3 separate regions of the Homo sapiens genome follow, and regions 2 and 3 are each linked to region 1. The links are chromatin contacts, found by Hi-C or POLR2A ChIA-PET in ENCODE. All regions are on one chromosome and are shown on one strand. The core of a region is the stretch at or near the end of the contact, and the rest is flanking DNA. Distances in the headings are between cores, read along the strand shown.

Evidence for each region. A loop is a pair of places that touch in the nucleus more often than their neighbours do. ChIA-PET counts read pairs that join two places held with the same protein, here RNA polymerase II (POLR2A). Pooled maps may share reads with other maps.
Region 2: a map of endothelial cell of umbilical vein shows a loop between it and region 1 (5-fold over the local background). The contact joins two enhancer-like sites. A Hi-C loop is called at or near these places in 4 of 168 maps with a recorded cell type or tissue (Jurkat, cardiac septum, endothelial cell of umbilical vein and 1 more), 1 of 37 single-sample maps with no recorded cell type and 5 of 50 pooled maps. POLR2A ChIA-PET finds 5 or more read pairs at or near these places in 4 of 52 experiments (A549, OCI-LY7, activated B cell and 1 more).
Region 3: a map of endothelial cell of umbilical vein shows a loop between it and region 1 (3-fold over the local background). The contact joins two enhancer-like sites. A Hi-C loop is called at or near these places in 7 of 168 maps with a recorded cell type or tissue (CD8-positive, alpha-beta T cell, K562, endothelial cell of umbilical vein and 4 more), 5 of 37 single-sample maps with no recorded cell type and 3 of 50 pooled maps. POLR2A ChIA-PET finds 5 or more read pairs at or near these places in 1 of 52 experiments (OCI-LY7).

Annotation. Positions count from the first base shown.
Region 1 is chr9:14,152,163-14,156,554 of GRCh38, reverse strand. It overlaps NFIB (nuclear factor I B), which reads left to right. Exons shown (of 11, transcript NM_001190737.2): 4 at 662-730. Among named protein-coding and RNA genes, the nearest start is that of NFIB, 160 kb to the left of the region's middle. Within about 2 kb of position 1,319, at least 3 of the 41 ENCODE cell types and tissues checked have a DNase peak (open chromatin) inside an H3K27ac peak, as active enhancers do; they include endothelial cell of umbilical vein, where a contact is called at or near this core.
Region 2 is chr9:14,094,202-14,098,460 of GRCh38, reverse strand. All of the region lies in intron 10 of NFIB (nuclear factor I B), which reads left to right. Among named protein-coding and RNA genes, the nearest start is that of LINC00583, 170 kb to the right of the region's middle. Within about 2 kb of position 1,825, at least 13 of the 41 ENCODE cell types and tissues checked have a DNase peak (open chromatin) inside an H3K27ac peak, as active enhancers do; they include endothelial cell of umbilical vein, where a contact is called at or near this core.
Region 3 is chr9:14,208,636-14,213,516 of GRCh38, reverse strand. The region is part of intron 2 of NFIB (nuclear factor I B); the gene reads left to right. Among named protein-coding and RNA genes, the nearest start is that of NFIB, 100 kb to the left of the region's middle. Within about 2 kb of position 1,281, at least 5 of the 41 ENCODE cell types and tissues checked have a DNase peak (open chromatin) inside an H3K27ac peak, as active enhancers do; they include endothelial cell of umbilical vein, where a contact is called at or near this core.

The DNA.
Region 1 (4,392 bases), core at 70-2,569:
AAAAGTTGTCTAATTCTTGAAATAAAAGGAGTCCAGTGGAATAGTAGCAAGGGTGAGGAAAGCAGTGAAATCGTGCAACGTATATTAAAGATGCCCAGAAATAGGTCAACGCAAAGTTCTGTATTTGCTGTATATACAAGTTCTGCTTTTTATGTTATTAGTGACCCTGGAACAAGGGTCGGGGTGCTGGTAACAGCAGTTCACTTTTCTTTCATCAGAGAAGGGTTTACAAAAGAACGGTGGCTTTAAGAGATCTTTGACATTATTCCAGCAAGGTGCTAATTGTGGTTGTGGTTTCCTTTTTCTTTCTTTCATTTTTCGCTTTAGTCTACCAGGTGCTACCGAGTCAAAAGCATTCACTGAGAGCCCACAGACCATTCTGTATGCATGGGCCATGGCAAATCAAACCGCATCAATAAACCTGTACTTTTAGAAAGGGAAGAAAAAATTTTCCTAAGAGATTATTTGGTATCTAAACTTTTTATTTTTGTTTAAACAAACCTAATTTGCATTCCTAAGAGTCATTTTTTAAAGTCCTTATTGTAAGCATATTTGGTTTTTGTTCAAACCATTGGCTTTAAAACACTTAAATTCTAGTGTATAATCATTTATTTTACTTTCTGCTTATATTGATCATTTTTCCTTTAATATTTATTTTCAGGTTACCTTGAGGATAGTTTTGTAAAATCTGGAGTCTTCAATGTATCAGAACTTGTAAGAGTATCCAGAAGTAAGTAAATTGTTTTGTTACTACTTAAGCATGCAGTATGATTTAAAATACTTTATATTTTGAACCTTAAATGTAGTATAAAGAGTGACCACATATTAGGAAAATTTGAATTAAAATCTTAAAACCTTTGATGAAATAACAATATATTTTGCTTGATTTTCTAAAATGTTTGCATTCAAATCATCAAAACTTTTTGTTGTACAAAAATAATTTTGGGGTTTTTCTGATTGCCATGTTATTGGTATTCATTTAATTCACTGTTCTCTGCATGACCATAGATGGCCATTTATATCAAAGGAAGTGTGATTAATTAAATGTACTCTATGTTGTTATGATAACCCACATAAGTTTCCTGTAGATAAGTGCTTTTTCATTTTACTAACATTTTGGTGGGGGTTGGAGATGCACAGGATATACACACTAACGTGCAGAGTGTAGAGGGATGCAGAAATTAACTTTGCAGATTGTAGTTGGATATAGATAGAAAGCATTGTTATCCAAAACAATGTCCAATTGTTTTAACTGGCCACTTCACCTGAGACACCATTCTTAGCAGGCTGGATCAGATTTTTCTAGGCTAAGCTCACCTGGCAGGCTACCTAAGCAAAGGGGACGTTACCTTGATTAACTCTTTTACTTATTACTAGCATGTACAAACATATCCAAGATGCAGATCTATATGTACTAATTATGTTAAAGAAGGTGACTCCTTTCTTCATACTCCCTTCACTGATTTAGCTTATTTATGTAACTTTGAAGGGTATATTTTCACCTGACATTTTGATAGAATGCATCACACTTCGGAGTGATGTTATTCAGATGATGTAGTCACACTCTGATACCTGCCTAAGTTGTGTTTCTCATTTGGGTCATATTTAGAGGTCATGAATAAGAATTATGATGATCCAGAAAGAACAAAGAGTAATCGAGTTACTGAGGATAAGAATAAGCAGTGTTTTAGAGTCTTGTTGTTCAGTAAAGGAATCTTCACGCTATCACTGACTGTCTTTTGAACCGTAGTTCCTCAAATAGCTCACATTTCTAAAGTGAACAGTGCAAATAGCATGTATAGCAGGGAGTGATACATATGAACGTTTAAGATCTTAAGTAGTTTATCCTTTCTGGTATAATTCTAGAGTGGATAAATGTATGCCCAAAAGACTTCTCTCATGGGTCTTTTTACATGGTGGCAGTGTAGGAGAAGAAACACAAATATCCTGTATTCTGGTAGCCCCAGGGTGTGTATTCGATGGGCAAGGAGATTGTCCAAGGCAGTGTACCTTAATGTGTTTTTCCAGATCAATATGTGATATCCAAAGGTATCCAACATTTGAAAGTTTTCACTTTTAATTTGGGAAGAAATATGCCTGACTTACCAGTAGCACTTTGTAGCATCAGGTAAGACAGGGGTTATCTGAAGGGGTGTGTGTGTCTTCCCCATACTCTTCTTTAGCGGAAAGGCTTATGGTGCTCCAGTTAGGAGGCTTATTAAATTATTTGCTTAAATTTGTACTTCTCTGAGTTCAAGTTCAATGGTATATTTTCATCCTTCTTAGGAGTAGGGCAGTAGAGTCAGCTGTCAGAAAATATTTATTTAGTACCTCATGATAGGTAATATTATGCTAAGGGCTGTCAAAGGAGAACCACATTAGAACCTTCAAAAGCCCAGATAGATATTTTGAAAAATCTGAATTTCAAACATTAAAACAAAGATGAAAATTATCTTTCTAGAACAGTTCAAAACCAAGGTAAATTTAATATACTTCATTCATTCATTCTTAACTTATAATGTCATATCCTAGAAACTTTTAGGTTATTTGTTATAACAAACATTACTGATTTGTAATTAGCACATTAATTATCTATATTCATTACGTAATTTATTCAGCAAACATTTATTTTCTCCTCCATATGTAAATAGGTGTCTCTGAAAGGCCTGATAAGTTCTCCTCCTAAGTGTTTTAATATATCCGCATCATAATCTTTGTTTACACAATTAAACTTCATTATTTATGAAATAGGGGTTTGCTAAGTAAACATAAACTTCAGCACAACACTATGTGTGTATCACAAATTCTGACTTCTTGAGGGTTTACAGTATGCTAGTGCTTTCAGTCCTCTAGGGTTTTACAATCATAAGACCCACTGATGTGTATGTTGACTTTAGCTAATGAAGCCATTCAGCATTAGGATAGTGATCTCTCTTTTGAATGATATTATCTCCATCTTAAAAGTTGATTTAGGATCAGCTTTTGGAGTGAGGAGAACAATAAGGGAGATTAAAGGTTGGCCTCTAACCCTTAGAATCTGAGGTTCTTTGGTGCTTCATTTCTAAGAGGATATCGGCATCCTCTTAAACATGATTTGCAGCTTTCAGCCTTCTTGTAGCTCCCTGGGAGAGGCGCTAACACTGATCTTTGCGTCTGATGTAAGTTCTTCCAGAGGCTCTTAAGCAGGAATATCTGACTGAGACTTGCTGTTCCCACACACTCTGTCATTAAATAATTTCCATGTGTGTTGTTTTAGTACTTTGGCCGTGTTTGTTAATCTACTTTCCTTTCTGTATCTCCCATTTAGTGTCAGAATGCATACTAAATTTTTACAGTGCTCATGCATAAATCCGTAGACAAATTATTTTATTGCTATCTTTACAAAATTAAAACATAATATGTGTACATATTTATGGAATCCATGTGATCTCTGGATCCATGCATACAGTGTATAATGATTAAATCAGGCTATTTAGGATATCTGTCATCTCAAACATTTATCATTTCTTCATGTTGGGAATGTTTCAAATCTTCTTTTTTTGCTATTTTAAAATATGTAATATATTGTTGTTAACTGTAGCCACCCTGCTGTGCTATCAAATACTGGAAATTATTCTTTCTGTCTATTATAACTGTATGTTTTTACCCATTAACCAATCTCTCTTCATCTCCTCACCTCCCCACCCTCCCCCACCTCTGACAACCCCTTCGATGAGATCAACTTTTTAAGCTCCCATGTATGAGTGAGAACATGCTATATTTGTCGTTTTTATTGCTGTCTTGACACTGCGGAATAATCTTTCTGGAACAAAATTTAGAAAAAAACAATTTCTGAAGATTTTAAAATTATCATTTACTACAAATTACATCTAGTTTATTTATGGGTAAGCAAATTATGTTAACTATGGAGCCATATGTATTCAATAGAAACTATAAATCTTTGCCTAAATATTGCATGAGCTTAATAAATTGAAAATAGTTTATGTAAGGTGGAACCTCTAAGTTTCCTGTTAATAACTCAGGTCTATGAATTGTATCCATTACTGTGATAGGAAGCCAGACAGATTGTTTACTTCACTTGAGCCCCTGAAATACTCCTTCTAGCATGTACCCCACTTCCAGTGTCATATAGAACATGGTTCTAATAATAAATTATAAAACATGCGGTTACTGTGGGATTTCTTACCTCACATTTTTTTAACCTTTGGTGTGCCTCAAGCCACAACAGACATAGCTACATTTTAGCTGTCCAAATAATTCAAGCCATCAGGCACTTAGTTACTCATTGGATACAAGTATTTTCTGTGTAAAGGATGTTACAGTGTATTATATAACATGAACAATCTATCAGAAGGCTGATAGATAATCCAGAAGTTTGGAGCTGTTACTAGT
Region 2 (4,259 bases), core at 576-3,075, 59 kb after region 1:
GAATGAAAAAGAAAGCTGAAGGACAATCCAAGAATAATACAAACATAAGCTATTTTAAAACATTAGAGGGAGTGCTTTATGCAAAAGAGAAACTGAATTTATTGTTTCATTCTCTCTTCTCTCCCTTCACCCCTTTCAAGAAAACGCAAAGCCACAAGTGAGTGGTTGTATGTGTCTGATGGCTTATGTAAACATAGAAGAAGTCTTCAGATGGCTAAAATAAACATGCGCGTGTTACCAAAGGATATGTTTACACAAACCATTTGCTCAGCCTCTGAAATAATGAATAAATGAAGATTTTACTAAAATAATTGGGAGGATTTTTGTGTTTCTGCGGATGCCATAATTGAATGGCACCAAAGAGACTTTTATCAGCTATTTTCCGTGTTACATGTGTTAGCAGTTCCTTTCTGTGGGTTGAATACTTCATTCTGTAGTTACTTTACACATGTTTTTCTAAGAAATTGTCGTTTATTACTGCAATTCTAGAGAGTTGCTTGATTTCTCAAGAGAAATTTAGCAGCCAGTAAAGGTTATTTGGATCTGGTTGGTCAGGAGAGGGAGGGCAAAAAAAAAAAAAAAAAAGAAAAAAGAAAGAAAGAAAAAAAAAGTGTGGGGGGGTAATAGCTCTCATTTTATCCATGTAACTTAATTTGCATAACACTCACCTCAGCCATTTTCCTTGCTTTGTTCATAACATTTTCTTTGTAAAATGTATGCTCTCAAAAGAATGAATATTTAAACAAAAAATAACTTTCAATAATGGGTTGCAAACCATATGTTTGTATTACATATATGTGTTTGTGTGTGTATGCATCTATATGTGTGTGTGTATGTAGTGTGTGTGTATATCTCCACATATATGTGGCATACGTATGATAAGGGCAGTATGTCCTTAGGTAATATAAAGAGTTAACTTTTATTTCAACATTACACTTAGAACATCCCCGCGAATTCACTAGGTTAGCATTTCCTGCTCTCAGTTTGTTATCTTGACACATAACTACAGTACAACAGCTGGGTTGTTCCTGGAGTTCCTGGGGGGAGCTTTATTCTCCGAGTGCTGAATTTCCTTTTCAGCTGTCAGCTCTAAAGTGTGTTCAAATCCTCAACTTTTTATACACCATTCTGGGCCCCTAGCACCACTCTGGGACTATGATAGAAATGCTGATATGGTAGATGAATGGAAGAATCTTTGGTTCAAGGTGGAGAATTGCAAAAACCAAAATTTCACATGATCATTGTTTGGTAAAGGGGCTGCTAACTACTTTTGTCTTTGTATATGAATATTCTTTTTAAAGGAATTACTCTATTCTCATCAAAATTATTTGCACCTGTTATGAAATCAAAAATAAAAACATTACCATTCTTAAAAATGATCTTGATATGGTTTTCACGGACGCACAACATCTGTGGTCTGGCTTTTGAATAATATGTTGGGATTTGTCGTAGTTTTGCCTAACTTTCTCCATTTATAAAGAAAGATTTGTACAACACGACATTTCCTTTTTATCTAGGCAAACTCTTCAGAACACTTCCTAAGAAATTAATTGTATTCCAGCCAGACTTGCATGCTGCCATCCCACAGGAAATGGGTCAGCAATCCATTAAGATGCCATTAGATAATCTAATTTGGAACTTAATCTCTAAATTAACCATGCTCCATACTTGAAGCGTACTTGAGAGAAAGAAAAAAAGTTTACGTTTGAATCGATAGGGGAGCCGAAGCGTGAAGAAGGCTGTTTGTTTTTTCTGTAGCTGTGGTCACGTCTCAAGCCGTCTGGTAACCAGGAGAAACCAGACATGATGTAATTCCAGATTGAACTTGAACTTCAGGGACTTAGGTTGGGGGAACAATGGACCATAGGAATCAATAATGTCCATTTTCCACATGATTATGTTTGGAGCTTTAAGTTAACCTTTATGGGAGAAGCAGCAGGATCTGCAGTGTGACCAAAATGAGATGATCCTGAGACAAGATGTTAGAGGAAAGAAAACAACTTTTTTCCGTGATATTTTCTGAGCAGGACTGCAGATTCCAGCAGGATTAGAAAAGTTCCCGCTCTGCAGTAAACCGGTGGCCTGTTCAGAGCACTCTTTGTTCGCTTAGGTAGGACAAACTTAATCTTACGTTTCCTGTCGATGATTTTTGGCAGCGCTACTGGAGAGGGAGGAGCGTGATTCTGAAAATTCCCAAATGTAAACCTTGCTGATTAACCCTTTGTAGTGAAAGGAAGTATATTAAACCCCTACTTTATTTGAATATGTTTTATGTAAAGTGCCATATTTACAGATGTAGTTCGTCCGTAAGAAATCAGTTCCCTCGACAGCCAGTGCACCATTTATTAGCTTACCTTTTTGGTTCTCATTTTTGCTAGTGCTGTTAGTAGGGATATGATGATTTTTTTAGTCATATTTACTTAAATAACAAAGACTATGAATGAATAAATATCATAATAAACATAATAAATGATAAAAGAAATGGCAAAATCTTAAGGTCAAGTAATTGAAGAACACGAATTTTGAATATTCTGAAATTGCAGAAAGTTACAATTATTCTCTCTTGCTCACTTTGTTTCACACACAGGAAGATCTTTTGCCCATGTAAGATCTTTTGCCCTTGTGAACAGAGTAGCAAGCATGATATTAAAATGTGTTCAGTTCTTTAATCATTTGTAATTTTATGCTTCAGCATTCTGATACAAGTAAGTTTCACCTTTAAGAGGTAAAATTGTGCAAATAATGCTGATTTTTGCTTTTAACTGAAAATCATTTATAAAAGAATCTCTTTTTGCTTTGTATAAAACTTATATTTCTATTTGATTTAGTATGCCTTGGGTGATTTTCTCTAGTGAAAGGCACTATTTTGAAGCACCATTTTTGTAGAGAATTTTATCTGCTGTTAAAGCATCACATATGCAAATAAGAGGAGCAGTACCACTTTTAACAATAGCATTGAAAAGAAGCCCAGGGTAGAGAGGAATACAGACAGAAAGAGGCTGGAAATCAACATGTGGGCTTCTCCACTGTGCTGTGGTCTGTGGGAGGAGATAAAATAATTGCTCTGAGCCTGATAATTGTATAATTTTTAATTGGCTAAAACCTCCCACAGCTACCTGAGTTCTTATATATGTATGCATGTGTGTACTGTAATTTATTTATAATTAGTCATCTTCATAATAATTTTTCATCTTTCATTTTCAGTTCTAAAATTTGAAAAAGATCAAACAATTTTTTTATAAGTCCTTAATTTGGCCAATTGAGGAAGAGCTTTTTTCTTATTTATGTTTAAACCGAACATTTTAAGGAAGTTTTTATTTAAGTGTAGGTTGCTATATCGAAGGCTTCAAGTATTATGTAAGAGTTTTTTACTAAACGAGTGCAGTAATTATAAGGAACACATTTAATATTTAGTGGCAGTGCTCCCATATGGAGTGGCTTTTTCTTGCCCTGTGCTCTTTATTAGATAAAATATTTCAATGGTAGATGCTATTATTTTACTTAGAAAGTGCTAGCACTCACGCATGGTAAAGTTAACATTCAATCCACTGTGCCCTAAGAACAAAAAACTTCTGAATCAATTGAATATAAATTAATGAGGTTTGATGGGCTACCATTTTGATATGCTATTTTCAAAACCGTTGGTCCCCAAGGAGTAGCAATAAAGAAGGCTATTTACCTACTTAGTTAAGAAACAAATATGTTTCTCTTTCATTACTGTGAAGTCCTATTGCTTGCAGTTAGAATAATTCCATGAGCCACCTGCAGTTTATGATATTTGGTGTTTCCCAGAGAGCCCACAAGAGTACTTTGCAGTTCAGGTAAGAGCTAGCCAGGGAGCTTTCTGATACAGATTATTACAAATAGTAATAATCATTAGGAATCATCTTGCATGCAAAGAGGATCATTCCGACGGCAATAATGATCCCTAAAAACGGTGAAAATAAATCGAAGAAACCCAAGACCTGTATAAAACACTTTGTGTATTTCACTTCCAGGCTAGCCTCATCTGAAGTGGAACTCAACAAACAAATTATTGACATACAGCCACATCTGCACATATGTAAGACAAAAGCAAATACTGCATTCAGCTGAAAAGCAACTGGAATTGGAGGAATAAAGCACAGTTATTTGTGCTGAATTTTGGGCTCAAGAATTATACTTCCACAGGAATTTCATTGTGATATGAACCTCAATTCACAAAGTCTCTTGCATAATTCAGTGATAATATAACTTCTAGTCCAGTGAGAAAAGTAAAC
Region 3 (4,881 bases), core at 32-2,531, 57 kb before region 1:
ATTCATGGGCCCTATCTGGACCTATTAAATCAGATCTCTGAGGATGGGCCAGAAACTCTGTTAGGACAAGCTCTCTGGGTGATTCTTGTGCATGTTAAAGCTTAAGAACCACTGCTGTGGAGAATGGATGGTGGACCTGACTTAGGAAGTGTTTATTACAGATCCCTTATGTGACTAACAAGGAACCTGGGGGCCCGCGTTAACTTTCCAAAGATCAACCTGCTGGTGGATAGGTAACTTTCCAAAGATAAGTAACTTTCCAAAGATCAACCTACTGGTGGATGGTAATCAAGAAATACCAGTTACCTGACTGTGCCCAGTCTTTCTGCCATGGAAACTTCCCAGGCAGTGAGAAGATTATCATAGCATTTTAAAAAGAAAGGTGTAATTATATGCTATATTACCTTTCAGAAACAGCGCTTACAAAAATACGAATGGAAATAGGCAAATAATGTAGTGCATAAACATGATTGATGTATAATTTTTGATTTTATCACATTTTATATGTGATGCATATTGTGTTTGTGTGTCTCTGAGACTGGAATGGGGAAGCAGGAAGTAGCTGTTATCTTAACTTAAGCTAATTATTCTCTAAGCAGTGAATTTACTAGGGCTATGACCTTGGGTAAAACATTTAATCTCTGTGAGCCTCAATTTCCTTATCTATGAAATGGGGATAGTAATATCTACCTAACACAGTTGTTAGCGTAAGGTGGCTTATGTGAAAGTGTTTTGTAAGTTGTAAAGCATTTAAAGCATTATAAGTGTGAGCAGTATTTTTTTATCATATAACTTAAATCCAATCATCTAGCAAACATTTATTAATTATATTATGTGAAATATTGTAAGTGTAGAGTTTTAAACATGTTTTTTTTTTTTCCCAGAGGAATTATAACCTTTTGAGATGATTACCTAAATTATTCACACTATTACTCAGTGGTGAACCCATTCAAACAATATGGACAATTTTATTAGAAATTCCCAAATCTATATTTTGGATTGAATTTAACCTAGTTGTTAGTTGTTTTCTAACCTTGTTTTAATTTTTATTTTTAGTAGGGATACTTAAGCACATTGTGACATGGTGTACTGTACTTTAGTATGTTTAATGTTGCCCTTAAGGAGATCATTCAGTTTAATAATTAAATGAGTATATAATCATTTGTATAACCTTCCAGGAAAGCAACAAAAGTGCATGAGCAATTTCTAAGTAAAATTAAGTCAGTGAGTGGTTTATGTGACTCATCAACCTTAATGTGAATTGGAGTAGTTTTGCTTTCATCAATTGGAAATAAGTATTCTAATTATTTGTATGAGTCTTTTGGTTGCCCAGTTAAGCAGTTAGATGTTCCTTACAGCCGTAGGCTAGGCTTTCTCAGGGATTTATTAATTTATGCCTCTTTCATGTTAGAATGGTTCATTTTTAAGGAAAGTCCAGTTACCTTTAGAGATGACACTTATTTTATGATAAATGGCAACGTATTTGCATTAACACTAAGGCCATATTCCATTTCATATGGGCTAAATTGCAGCTACCAATAAAACCCAGTGGTACATTATTTTGATGTGGGTATTCTGGTCAGTGGAGAGATCATTCTTTAAACGCTTTAATCTTTTAAATGTCTATTCTTTCTAGAGGCTGAAGAGCTTTCTAAAGTGTATACCTCCTTTATTGAAAGTACAATATTCATGTCACAACTCAAATCACTTTTAATAACAATATGCTATACTGTTCAACTCTGATTTCCTTTTGGAGTCTACGAGAGGGCTGACGTGGAGGGGCCCACCAGCTGGGGAAGCACAGCTCAGACGGCCCCGCAGGGTGGATGGCACAGAATCTGATATAAACGGGTAAACTTCTGGCCATTGCCCTGGTCACCAACTCCTTTGACTTGTTTTGTCCCTGGCTCTGGATTCTGTCTTCTGGATTCAAATTGCAGTTTGTCCAGTTCCGTGCCTTGAGTAACTATACTAGTATTTTTTTAAGGTAGACAATGGGAGTGGTCAAAGCTTTTATCTATTCTCATTATTTTTCAGCACAGTGTCATTTTAAAGTGAGTAGAATTATTTTTTTAACTTTGTTTCTTAACCAGTGTAGACCCAATTTATGTATTCCCTATATCCTGTTTCTGTGCATTTCCTTGCTGTTTCTTACTATCGATCTAGGATAAAATGTATTTCTTTTAAGAAACTTCCCAGGTCCATTCATATCTGAATCCAGGATGTTTTTTGAGTGCAGTTTTTAAAATTGAATTCTAATTCCAGATTTTAAAAATAGCCCAGGTAATATTACTGTTAATCACACAGAAAAACTATTTTTGAATACAATATTGTAGAGGATTAAGCTAAGAGCACTGTTGTTTTGAAATGAAAAATTTTAATTTTACCGCAAGTTTTTCCAGGTTGCAGTGATACTTAACATTGTACAAATACATGTATGTAATTAATACTTTAAATTTTTAGGGAATGATTGTTGAGTATCTGGCTTTCAGTCCAAACAGAGACAAAAATGATCATGTATACAGAGAAGCAGAAATTCAGTACGGTTTCAACCTATTAATTAGACTTTCCTTTACTTTCCTATAATCAAAGGTGAGTAACTTCCCAGAAAATCCACAGTGTACAAGAGATGCGGCTATTTTGATACATATTAGCACTGACACAAATGAAATTTGAAATGGGAAGTTTTTTTAGGACTCAGTGATGAATGTTTACATTTGAAAGTTAAAAATTTTCTTTCTGTTTTTTTCCAGTAAAAATTCAAAACAAATTAAAACAGTGAATGATGTTTTCTATTGTACTTATAGTAATCATCTCTTCTGCTTGAAGTTTTATTATTTGGCCATATAAAGTGACAGATCATTGTAACCAATTTGTGGTTTTAACCATCAGAAGTAATTGACTAACGATGCTATTTATATTTGGTTAGGGATTAATGGAGGGGTGTGGGTGTGTGTTTGTGTGAGTGTGCACATGTGTGTATGTATACTTACATTTTAGCGTATTTTCTTCGTAAGTGAAGTGCCAAAAACAATTTGTAAAGCAATTCTGTTTTTTTTGGTGTTCTCAAACTCAAGGGTTTTAATCACTTTTTAAGTTCATTTTTCGTTATTTTTAAAGTTTTGAATTATTTTTTGCAAAAATCTTAAAGTAAAAAAGAACTTTTATCTCTAGAGTGGAACAGATGAAAAGGGTAGAGATCTTAACCACAAAAAATGTTTTAAATACCCTCTACATTTACTACTTTACACGTACAACTTGGATGCCTCTCTATATATTTAGTTTCATTCAAGTTTTCCAGTTTTCATTCTAAAAAGGAAGCAAAATACAGAATCCTTTTTCCAAAGGAAAATGTTTGTAGTGTCATGAAAAATGAGAACAGATGGCATTGTAAAGCTTTGGGGAGATGTGTAGCGCTTCAATTCAAATTGTTAGGCAAAGTCGGAGACAAATACATAGCTACCAATTGTTGTAGTTATTTATATGACTTAATTCAAGTATGTAAAACAAAAACGTAGAAAGGATAGAATTTTGCTTCTTGTATTAAATAAAAAGCATTTTTGTAATTTATGATCCAGCCCTCACCAAGTGAATGCCTAAGCAACCAGGTTTTTTTTAGGAAAAAAAAAAATAATCAGGAAAAGCAGTTCTAGTCATTTAAAATGTATCCTGTACTTTTGGGTTTCACAGTGGGCAAGTTTACCCAGAGGCAGTGTGACAGCCTATTAGCAAAATAAATAGATCTTCCAAACTTGTAGTCCTCTGCTCTTTTCCCTCCACTTTTAAGTAAATTAGCTTTTCAGTGCGTCTGGGCTTGGGTTGTGGTAGGATGCATTAACTTCTCCCCACACTGTTCTGATTGCGCAGCAAAGCGTCCATTACCAATACCATATCCAAAGTGACGTTTCCATACAGGCTGCCTGCTGTTTCATTCATAACCACAAAACAAACTGAAATGACTTTACTTCTTTTTACAACTTGCAAAGAGTTAATGGACTGTGCTGGCCCCCTGCCAAAACCTTTAAGAAACTTTATTAATGTGTTATGAGGCTGGGACACCATAGTGTGGGATTTTATTGGTTATTCATCTTAATGAATAAAAATATGTATGCACAATTAAAGCCACATTCTCTAGCAATTGCCTTCTAATAAATGTTGAGTCTTTGTCAGTGCCCGTCATTGCATTTGCTTATCGATTGTGATCCTTTTCCTTCCAAATCCTAAAGTTACCAGTAGTGCAATTACGTGAACTTTAAAGAAATACCAGCTTAGTATTGGAAACGAGCAATTATTCAGTGATGAAAAGAACATAAGCATGTCATAAAAATGAATTAAAAATATCTCCATGTCAGAAACAGTAGTTATAATCTGCAGCATTTTTCCCACTATATATGAAAAAGGCTGGGCTGTGATGTATTGATGATTCATAAGACAGAGGCAACATAATTTTGCTGTAGATCATGTAAGAAAGTGATAGTGGAAAAAAATAACTTGTTTACTCTGACATGCTACTTATCAGAAAACATTTCATTTTTGTGTACATTTTTGTTGTTCTTTCATCTCTGACTGTTTCTTCTTTTCCCTTATGGGTGGGGTGTTGCAAGGAAGAGATGAGGGCAGAAATAATATCATATTGGAAACTAAACTTAAAAAAAAGACTGAGTGAATCAGTGGGTCTAGATGAATTTAATACTGGAGTTGTTTGAGAAAAGATGAATATTTTTGCATTTTTTTGAATATATGCTTTGTCCTCTGAATAGAATACTGTATATCTTCAAAACATTGTTGAATGGTCCTCAGTTTATGAGAATAATCCCAAGTACCTAAAATGAGGGAAACTTCCAGGATGTTTTTTGGCAAAATGATTTTCATATTATGGTC